2 separate regions of the Homo sapiens genome follow, and region 1 is linked to region 2. Evidence: chromatin loops called from intact Hi-C (ENCODE). Cell type or tissue: PC-3. All regions are shown on one strand.

Evidence for each region. Hi-C counts contacts between places; a loop is a spot of excess contacts. Peaks named below come from ENCODE experiments on the same cell type or tissue, not always from the same donor. Only the 100,000 strongest peaks of a DNase experiment are listed, where the experiment ranks them.
Region 1: a loop joins it to region 2, with 2.1 times the contacts of the local background. A loop is called at or near these places in 1 of 110 quality-filtered maps.

The regions. Positions count from the first base shown.
Region 1 is chr1:183,067,119-183,072,118 of GRCh38, reverse strand. The region is part of intron 1 of LAMC1 (laminin subunit gamma 1); the gene reads right to left. Among named protein-coding and RNA genes, the nearest start is that of LAMC1, 46 kb to the right of the region's middle. RefSeq lists enhancers at 1,190-1,239, 1,250-1,319. In PC-3, no CTCF peak of the experiment used is centred here; DNase peaks (open chromatin) are centred at 628 and 2,068; H3K4me3 peaks cover 320 bases; H3K27ac peaks cover 3,299 bases.
Region 2 is chr1:183,232,044-183,237,043 of GRCh38, reverse strand. LAMC2 (laminin subunit gamma 2) reads right to left here. Exons shown (of 23, transcript NM_005562.3): 13 at 4,701-4,857; 14 at 4,187-4,392; 15 at 2,598-2,677; 16 at 1,314-1,469; 17 at 440-584. Among named protein-coding and RNA genes, the nearest start is that of LAMC2, 48 kb to the right of the region's middle. RefSeq lists a silencer at 1,936-2,230. In PC-3, a CTCF peak has its summit at 1,875; a DNase peak (open chromatin) is centred at 2,313; H3K4me3 peaks cover 1,466 bases; H3K27ac peaks cover 3,648 bases.

The sequences.
Region 1 (5,000 bases), 160 kb after region 2:
GTTCCTTTAATTTTCAAAAGGTAACTTTTAAAATATGTTTCACAAGGCATAAAAATTCCCCATGTTCACCCAGATATGTGAACCATGACTAGGACCAATTAGCTTCTACTCTAAATACAATTTTTACTGCTCATGGTACTTGTATTTCTATAACATAACACTGCATTAGAGAATACAGAATCATTGTTTCAGAAGTTGACATCTGCAAACCTCTGGTCTCAACATTTTCGTCAACTGGACAGAATATAACCTTGTTTTCCATGTGTTTTGCCTGAACAAAGCTTACCCATCACATGCACCTTCTCCCTAAGGCACACACCTTCTTGTGTTTGGGAACTTAAGACGGCACTTCAGCACTATGCTTGAGGGTCATGTTAGGCAGTGAAATCACCAATAAAAAGGACAGAAATGGGGAAAATACGGCATTAAATAGGCTAAGAAAGTGATATTTATTTACAGCAGTGCAGCTGAAACAAGAAGGCAGAACATCACCTCCTTTTACTTCAGCTGAGCTGTGTGTGTTTCAGGGACTCAAATTTTTCACTGCTCTGCAGATGTCCCAAATGACCACAAACTACCATAAAGATTGATTTCTGTGGTTTCAAAGCTTAGCAAGCAGGCAAACATGCAAATATCAAACCTCCAAATAATGAGGCCGGAATGTAGAGTCACACATGAACCTCAAAGAGCTGTAGACTTGTCTTCCCAGGGCCCAGAAAAACAAAGACAGTACTATGCTTGCTATTATTCTGAATTACAGCTGTATCTGGACACAGCTTCAATTTTCAAGTGAGAAACTCCACAGGGTAATAGCTACAGAACACAGCATCAAGTATTTTCCTCCACCCACGTGTAGACAAAACATCCATACAGGCACAATCCCAAGTTACTCATTGTCTTCCTTTCTGCATCAATCACCAATTTCCTAAGTTGTCAACACACACACAAACACACACATACACACCAAGTTTCATATAGAGAGATGCTTCCTGGATCAGTCTTTAATGGGACTCAAAAAAAAAAAAACAAAAACAAAAAAAACCCAGCTTCCTGACATATAAAACATGATTTCCTAAACAGCAATCTTTAAAAGTGATGTTACTTTGTATAGCGACACAGCAGGTGGCAGGCTGTGATGAAACAGGAAATGAGAACAAATGTCTCCCACACACTCTTGCAGACCACCACAGGGAATACATCAGCACACAATCCTTCATATTTATCATCCAACCAACCATCGTCTGTAGGATTTCTCTTCTTTGAACTCATCCCTACCCACTGCTCAGTTACCCTTACCACCTGTCCAACAATTCTTTCCATATCAACAGAAGAAATTTGCCGAGGTTGACATTACAAGGGGAACTGAGAACTCCCATTTAAGATTTTGAGGAAGACCCTACTGAATTCAAGCAGGAAAAAAAAAATCCCTAAATTAAAGTTTATTTTCTCCTTAAGCCCCAAATAAAAAATATGAGTAAAGTTTTCCTAATTATTAACTAGATACAGCATTTATTCCATTTCTAGTTAAAAAATCTAATAGGAGCTCTTATCTCACCACCCTAGACATTAAATACAAATGGTAGTATATCCTTCAAATCACGGCCCAGATGACAAAGGAAGAACACACAGACATTACCATCACCCACAAAACTGGAAGTATCCCAGGAACATCTGGGCATCCACAAGGCATCCCAGTCATCCAACCTCTGTGACAGGCCAGAGAGATGCCTAAAGAGCCAGGACAGCAGAAGAGGTTCAGCTCTGAACCCCCAACAGAAGCACTAGTTGGTCCCTGTCCCTTTACTTAAAATCATAGCTATTCTAAAGATGGAAGGAATAGAGGAGTTCTCAAGCCTAACTACCTTGTTTATAGGTGAGGAAACAGGCCCAGAGACTAAATAATTTGCAAATATAACTAGTGAATCACAGATTGAACTTTATGACTAGGTATTTACCTTATAAAAGGGCTATGGAAGAATGATTTACTAGGCAATTATGATCAAGTCTAAGAATCTCTTACCTAATTCCACGCACATGCCACAATCTAGCCCATTCATTCATCTGTCCACTCACTCAATCTTTGAGTAATCATTTATGAAGAGACTGTGTGCCGGGCACTGTGCCATCTCAAACTACTTAAAATTATTCAACCGGGCCATTCTTTTTTCAGGCTTGGTGCCTTTGTCCACACTATCTACCTGGAATGCCCTCCCTATCTCTTTCAACACCCACTCCTACTTCAATGATGGTCCACTGGTGCTGGCTACCTGGAGAAGCATTCTAAAAACAGGCTCCTCAGAAAGCAGCACAAGATCAGCAAAGAGACCTGCCAGGGCCAGGGAGGTGCAAGGAGCACCCAGCTCTCCCCTCAGACTCAGCCGATGCTCCTTACTGCTGTTACCACACAACTGTGACATACCAGATGGTCTGGGCTGTATTTCTTTAAGTTGGGGGACTGACTGCATTACATTTCTAACTCCCAAAACAATCTGGTTGGATGCTACAAGAAGGAGGCATTCCCTGACACACTGGACACCCAGACCTCTCTTCAGGCTTTCTGTTTAACTTACCTTTCTCTCCCACAACAAATCCCACTGAAACAACAGAATAAATAGTATAATATACACCTCCAACTAGACTGTAATCTCCTTGAGGATAATGACTTAACTTTTACCTTTCCTGGATCTCCCAGTGCACAGACATAGGACATTACATTTTTTTAATAATTAAGTTTTACATATATTGATGAATAGCTAATCATTTCTCTAGGTTTTACATATATTGATGAACAGCTACTCATCTGTCTAACTTTAAACATGCATTAGCACAACAGTGATAATGAAACTCCCTATTTATTGTTCCCAGACATACACAAGGCTGTTTTGAAAATATGGCAAGAAACAAGTTAAAATGCTTATATGCCATATAAATGGACCCAGAGTCCTGACAATGAACCTAAAACCATTCACTGAGTTCAGATGTTGTTGTAATACACAATATAGCAGGTACAGTAGAGAGTCTGTAATATGAAGTTACATATTGAATTTTAAAACATATACTCCAGGCAGAATTCAACAGTGGAAAACTGTCTCCCACAAAACAAGTCCCTGGTGCCAAAAAGGTTGGGGACCACTGATATAAAGTATATACCTGTGTCACTTTTCTTTCTTTTTTTTTTGAGATGGAGTCTCGCTCTGTTGCCAGGCTGGAGTGCAGTGGCGCGATCTCGGCTCACTGCAACCTTCGCCTCCTGGGTTCAAGCGATTCTCCTGCCTCAGCCTCCCAAGTAGCTGGGACTACAGGCGCCCGCCACCATGCCCGGCTAATTTTTTGTGTTTTTAGTAGCAATGGGGTTTCACCATGTTAGCCAGGATGGTCTCAATCTCCTGACCTCATGGATCCACCCACCTCAGCCTTCCAAAGTGCTGGGATTACAGGCATGAGCTACCGTGCCCAGCCCATGTGTCACTTTTCTAAAAACCTAAAAAAGTCATGAATTGTGAAACACCTCTTGCCTTGAGTGCTGGATATGCAATTAGAGACCTGCAATAATTTGATATCTACTTCATAGAGTTCTTGTGAGGAAAATGAGCATAAAATATGCTTACACATAGTAGGTCCTCATTCAGTGGCTGCTGCTAACTTTCTTAACTAATTTGAAGAACATTAATATCCCTAAACCTTTCTGGTTTGGTTTTCTTCTTCATGCTCACCTAAATAATTAGTAATTTGCTTAGCACAACAAATGAGTACTAGCTTACTGTTTCTTACCTTAGACTGTAATATCCTATGCACTTGAAAATAATTAGTTTACATTTCAAATTCATTTCAGCATTGAGATTGTGTGTATTCTTTACACACACACATACACACACAAAAAAAAACAATACAAAATGGATAACCCATTAACATGTTACATCATCTCAGGCAATAAGATTGTAACAAAGGCCTTTTTTAAAAAAAAGAAATCCATTTTCAATTTGGTACTAAGAAACTCAGTACTACCAGATCCTTTTGATCTAGCCCCTAAGCCTCAGTAGGTCACTCACTAGGAAACAGGCCCTAAGCTCAACTCCCATTATGCTTTGGGAAGCTTGGGTTAATGGACTCCAATCCACTTATTTTCTGGGAGATTTATCCGAAGCCAACAACTATAAATGGTTAAGTCTCTTTTCACCATTCATTTTATTACAGAAGCACCCATGTGAAGCCCTCTAATAATAGATTTTCCAAAGTCCTTTCTGCTATCATGATACTCCCAATACTACAAATATTAAGGTCAATACTGACAAGCCAAAAATAAAAAAATTTTTAAATATATTGACAAGTGGCCAGGCGTGGTGGCTCACATCTGTAATCCCAGTACTTTGGGAGGCCAAGGCAGGTGGATAACGAGGTCAGGAGTTTGACACCAGCCTGGCCAATACAGTAAAACCCTATCTCTACTAAAACTACAAAAAAAAATAGCTGGATGTGGTGGCGTGCGCTTGTAGTCCCAGCTACTCAGGAGGCTGAGGCAGGAGAATTACTTGAACCTGGGAGGCAGAGGTTGCAGTGAGCCAAGATCCTGCCACTGCACTCCAGCCTGGGTGACAGAGCGAGACTCCGTCTCTCAAAAACAACAACAACAACAACAACAACAAAAATATATATGTATATCTATATATATAAGTACAGAACAGCCAATAGGAAACTACTACTGCCAACAAAGAAATGCAAAAAATACAATTTGCAGTTGTGTGGTCAACTTTAGGAGACACACTCATCGTTTTATTAAATTAAAATGAGTGCTTTAAAAATGCAATGACAAAAAAAGAATTCTAAACAAAACTGAAAAATTGTACAGATGAAAGATTTTTTTTAATTTCTGAAAAAAATCCCAGAGCTACTCAATAAATCATCAATAGTTAGACAAAGTCCTAGATTTAAAATCTGTAAGAATATGACTACTTTAAAGCTTTTCTAGAAAATATTGTTCCTTTTTAACAAACCCTGGTATC
Region 2 (5,000 bases):
GTAGTAAACAAAATCTTCTTAATCGAATAAGTTTGGAATTGTTAAAGGAACTGATGGCAGAAACAATGCAAAACTTTTGAGAAGAAGTCATCTCAGAGTGGCTATACATAGAGATATACTATAGGTTGGACTCAAGCGTAAACAAAAAAACTTTATAAAAATTTTCCACAGGTTTCAACAATCCCCAGAACTAAGGAAGATACATAAAACTTTTATCCAGTAATAGGTTTAGCATGGGTCAAATCCTTTCCAGAGACTAGGATTGTGGTTTAAGAACAAGCAAATGGGTAATGAGAAGGCTAAATACTCTTCCCACTCTAAAACAGAAATGGTCAACATGGAGAAAAAGCTGAATGTTTGAACAATATTATGGCACCCCCAGAAAAGAAAGTATTTATGGCCCTCCTGTATATCAAGCACACAGGCCAGATGCCCTCACCTGAAAGGACTGATCACTGACTCCCTGAAGCCGAGACACTGAATCCAGGAGGCGGAGACTGTGCTGATAAGACCTATCTGCTTCAATTTCCGCTTGAGTGGCCTCCCTTGTCAACTGCTGGGCCAGGGACTTGGTTTTCTCCAATCTGGTGTTGGGGGTGGGGAGGGGGCGGTAATAAAAAGAGGACTTTGAGAATTCTTTTTTTTTTTTTTTTTTGAGACAGGGTTTCACTCTGTTGTCCAGGCTGGAGTGCAGTGGCGTGATCACAGCTCACTATAGCCTCATCCTCCCACGCTCAAGCAATCCTCCCAATTCAGCCTCCCAAGTAGCTGGGACTACAAGAGTGAGCCACCACACCTGGCCCCCCCTTTTTTTTTAACAAAAGCAAAATTTCACCCTGTTGTCTTGAAAGTATGTAGTTAGAATAACCAGAAGAACCAAACAAAATTATTTATCAGATACTTGTCCCTCTCCACTAAACATAAGCCTTTTAATTTACACAGGTTGGGTCAGAAAAATTCAATCCCAAATTCCCCACTTCTTGATAACAGAAATATATTTCTGTATTTTTATATCTCCCCATGCCATCAGATGGGTTTATTCACACCCTTCAAACACCAGAGGGTGACCATACCTCCCAGTATTGTAATCTCAATCAAAACATTAATTTTATTTAGACTAACCAATCTTTTTTTCTTCCAGTCTTAAAAATATCTGCTTTTCCCCAAAGTAAAACTCCCATGATTTCGGCCCTCTTATTATCATTAATAATATGTTTTTTACAACTAGCATGGTGCCCCTCAAGTACGGTTAGCATTTTGCCCTGGGAGTATCCAAGGTATAATGAGCCACGGGAGGACCCGTAGGAACGTACTTTTCCACAAGCCCTTGCACCACAGCACCGTCCGGGCTACCGCTTCCGCTTCCGACTCCTTCATGCAGGGCCTTGCGCACCAGTGAGAGGGCTTGTTTGGAATAGTCCTCAGTTTCCCTTGTCAGTTGCTCCATGTTACTGGCTGACTCAACGTGGCTGAAAGGATTAAAAACAAAAGAATAAGAGTTTTCACGCAAAGGGCTTCCTTTAGGTTGTTCAGTTACACGAAGGGCAAAGAGTACGGGAGCTGGTCTGATTTAGAAAAACCCTACAGAACTGACTCAAATTACATGGAATTAGAGGTGCTGTCAAGAAGCAGAAAGTGTTTTGGAGAATTCGCCTTATGTCATAGACCTTGTAGTGATCTTTTCCGTTTATGGCATAATCACTGGAGTCCCGGAGCGGGGTGGAGTGTGGAGATGGGTGGGAGCAGTCTCAGGTGATAAAACACTGCATCTGTAAGCTGTTTGCTGCAGGAAGAAACCTCTAGGTCTTATTTCACCCAGGATCCAACCTTTACGCACTTTCGCTTCAGCTCTAAACTGGGCCCACCACTAGGGGGACAAAGCATGTCTATAAAAATTCCCTGGATACTTTTGGTTCCTCCTGGTTCTAAAAAGTGCTTCTTTAAAAAAAACCCAAAGAAACAAAATTAAAAACGAGCTCAGGAGGCAGCTCATGTTACAAAATATACAAATCAGCCCTCTTCCGCTGACTGAATTCCACTTGGGATTAACAGAGCCTGCCACCCTGCTGAGCAGACCGCTACCAGCAAACCTCTTAAACACCGTAGGATTTCTAGTCAGAGCCAAGGATGAAGGGAGCTGCGTGTTATCATTGGGGCCCTGCAGAGCCGGTTTTCAGGAGGAAGTTCCCCCTCTGCAGTCTTGGCCCCCACAGGCTAAAAAACAACTCGTTGCTACTTGTTCCCAGGCTTGGTGTGGGAGTCCCTGAAAGCTGCAGAGCTTTCTCTTCCAAGGGCTGATTCATTTCACGTGGCCCGAGGAATCACATCTGACATACAACACAGCCATACTGTGAGTCATAGGGAAATGTGGGAAAGAAACACCCTCACCCCCAACTCCTGCCAAATGACCCTGCCCAGTGGCCACTTACATACAATAAAAGCCAAGTGGTTAAAAACTGGTTTCAAGGTAGGGAATGGCTGCAAAGGAGCCTGGAGAGAATAAATACGATGCTTGGGTCCCTAATACCCTACACTCTTATTCAAGTCTGGCCTTGCAGAGACGGCTTGAAGCAGAGGTGCCCTCTAATGCTGCTCACCTTTCTGCTAATCTTGTGGCCTCCTGAGCCAGACTTTTAAAGCCATTTGGCCCCACGTAGTGGTCTGAGGCAGGAATGTTCTGTGGGAAAAGGAGAATCGGTTAAGGCGAATCGGTTAAGGCTTTGCACTTGGCCATGGAACTTAAGCAGGTGCATCTGTCCTGTCAGAACCACTTGTCATTAGCCACACAGGGTTCCACACCCTGACACTTACACCATGCCTCTATTCACCATTATTCTATTTTTAAAAAGTATGTATAGGCCGGGTGTGGTGGCTCATGCCTGTAATCCCAGCACTTTGGGAGGCCAGGGCGGGTGAATCACCTGAGGTCAGGAGTTCAAGACCAGCCTGACCAACATGGTGAAACCCCGTCCCTTCTAAAAATGCAATAATTAGCCAGGCATGGTGGTGCATGCCTGTAATCCCAGCTACTTGGGAGGCTGAGGCAGGAGAATCGCCTGAACCTGGGAGGTGGAGGTTGCAGTGAGCCGAGATCGCACCATTGTACTCCAGCCTGGGCAACAAAAACAAAACTCCATCTCGAAAAAAAAAAAAGAAAAAAAAAGTATGTATAGACAAGAGCAAAGAAATCCAAGTTCAAAAAAGTCTGTATATAGATATAGATGCATTAAAATATATATACATAAAAAAATCCAAAACAACAACAAAGTAAAATAAAAATTCTTTTCCTGCTGGAAGCCAAAAAAAATAAAAATAAAAATATATACATGTACATTTTTTATATGAATTTAAAGTCCAGTAGAATATATTCCAAATTTTAACAGTGGTTATTTGATAGTAATGGGATCATAGAGAATTTTTATTTATTTTCTACAACAAACATTTCTGTAATAAAGGAAACAATCAATACACATTATTTTTAATGTGACTTCCTCATTATAGTATCTGATTATCATTCCACTTCCTCTATTCATCTCCCACCCATCCATTTACATTATTGTTACCATAACCTTCTTTATTCAGAAATAGAAGAGTGCTCAATCAAATCTCTCCCTCCTACCACATTACAAACTACATCAAGAAAATCATACTGGCAGCATTTTTTTCCCATTTTCAAAACCATGTCTTCCTTCCTTCCTTCCTTCCCTACTCTCTTCCTTTGTTCTTCTTTCCCTCTGTCCCTTCCTCCATCCTTTCTTCCTTCTTTCCTTCCTTCCTTTTTCATTCATTCATTCATTTATCCATTCATTCATACACTAGAAATTTACCACAGCTATACACTGTGTTGTAGGCTGAGAAAGTAAATATGAACTAAAGTAAATCCTGCCCTCTGGGAGCTAACAAGCTAGGAGATATGCAGAAGGGAGGTGAGGCAGGGCCAAGATGAGGATGTAGTTAGAAATAAATGAACTTAGGAGAAGAACATAATGCAGTAAAATAGGAAACTTCAGAAGGCCAAAGACATAAATAGATGTGACTGTTGCAAGGAAAAGAAGTCCAACAACCTGTCAGGTAGATCAGAAACAGAAAGTGAGCCACTGAGAGACAGAAATTGAGTCAGTGAGATCTACAAGTAGGTCTCCCAACACAGCAGTATTCTCAATACTCTAGCCCAGCAAAAACCTACAGTGTTTCCCAAGGAAGCTTCACTTTCTGCCAGGCTCAGCTGCATCTGAGTGATGAGCCTGTGAGTATCCCGAACTCGGTTCTGGTACTGACTTCCCAGAGCCCGAACTCTTTCCACAGTCATCTTGAGGTCATCCAGGCGGCTCTGGTAGCTGTTCTCTTGGCTCCTCACCTTGGCCAACTGGAGACCAAGGGATCTGCTAGCACCTGAACGCAAAGAAGGAAAGGGAGCATGAGCACTTTCTGGGTCAGCATAGAGTTAGCAAACATAACGGAGGGTTGACTGGCTTATGGTCAAATGACAAAAACCCAATAGAGAAATGCATCCAACCATTCTTTTATCACCATCATTCAGATCCCAGGGGGAATGCCACAGACAGTCCTTCCACTTCTGCAAGGGCTGGCTGGAGATAACTGCTGAACTGATATCCATAGAAGATTCTATGACCTAACGTAGCCATTCCTTCTAGGACTATGAATTCTCTTCTGTCTGAAGGGAAGTTGGCCTTCATCACCTTCTGAAATCTGGGCATCTCTCAGAATGTCCTGAAGGGCCTGCTCAGCCTGCTGCATCCTGCCTTCCAGCTCTGTATCAGGTACTACTCCATCACCACCCTGAGCCTTTGAAATCAGGGCCTCCATTCTCTGAAGCTGCTGCATAAACTGATCCATCTGAAACCACACAGGAAAGATCAGAACGAGGGTGGAGACCATGTACCCAAGGGATCATCCAATACCAGGTACCCAGGGGATAATACTAAAAGTCCAGAAATGCTTAGCATGTCATGGTGGTTAAAATTTTAGACCCTGGAGCC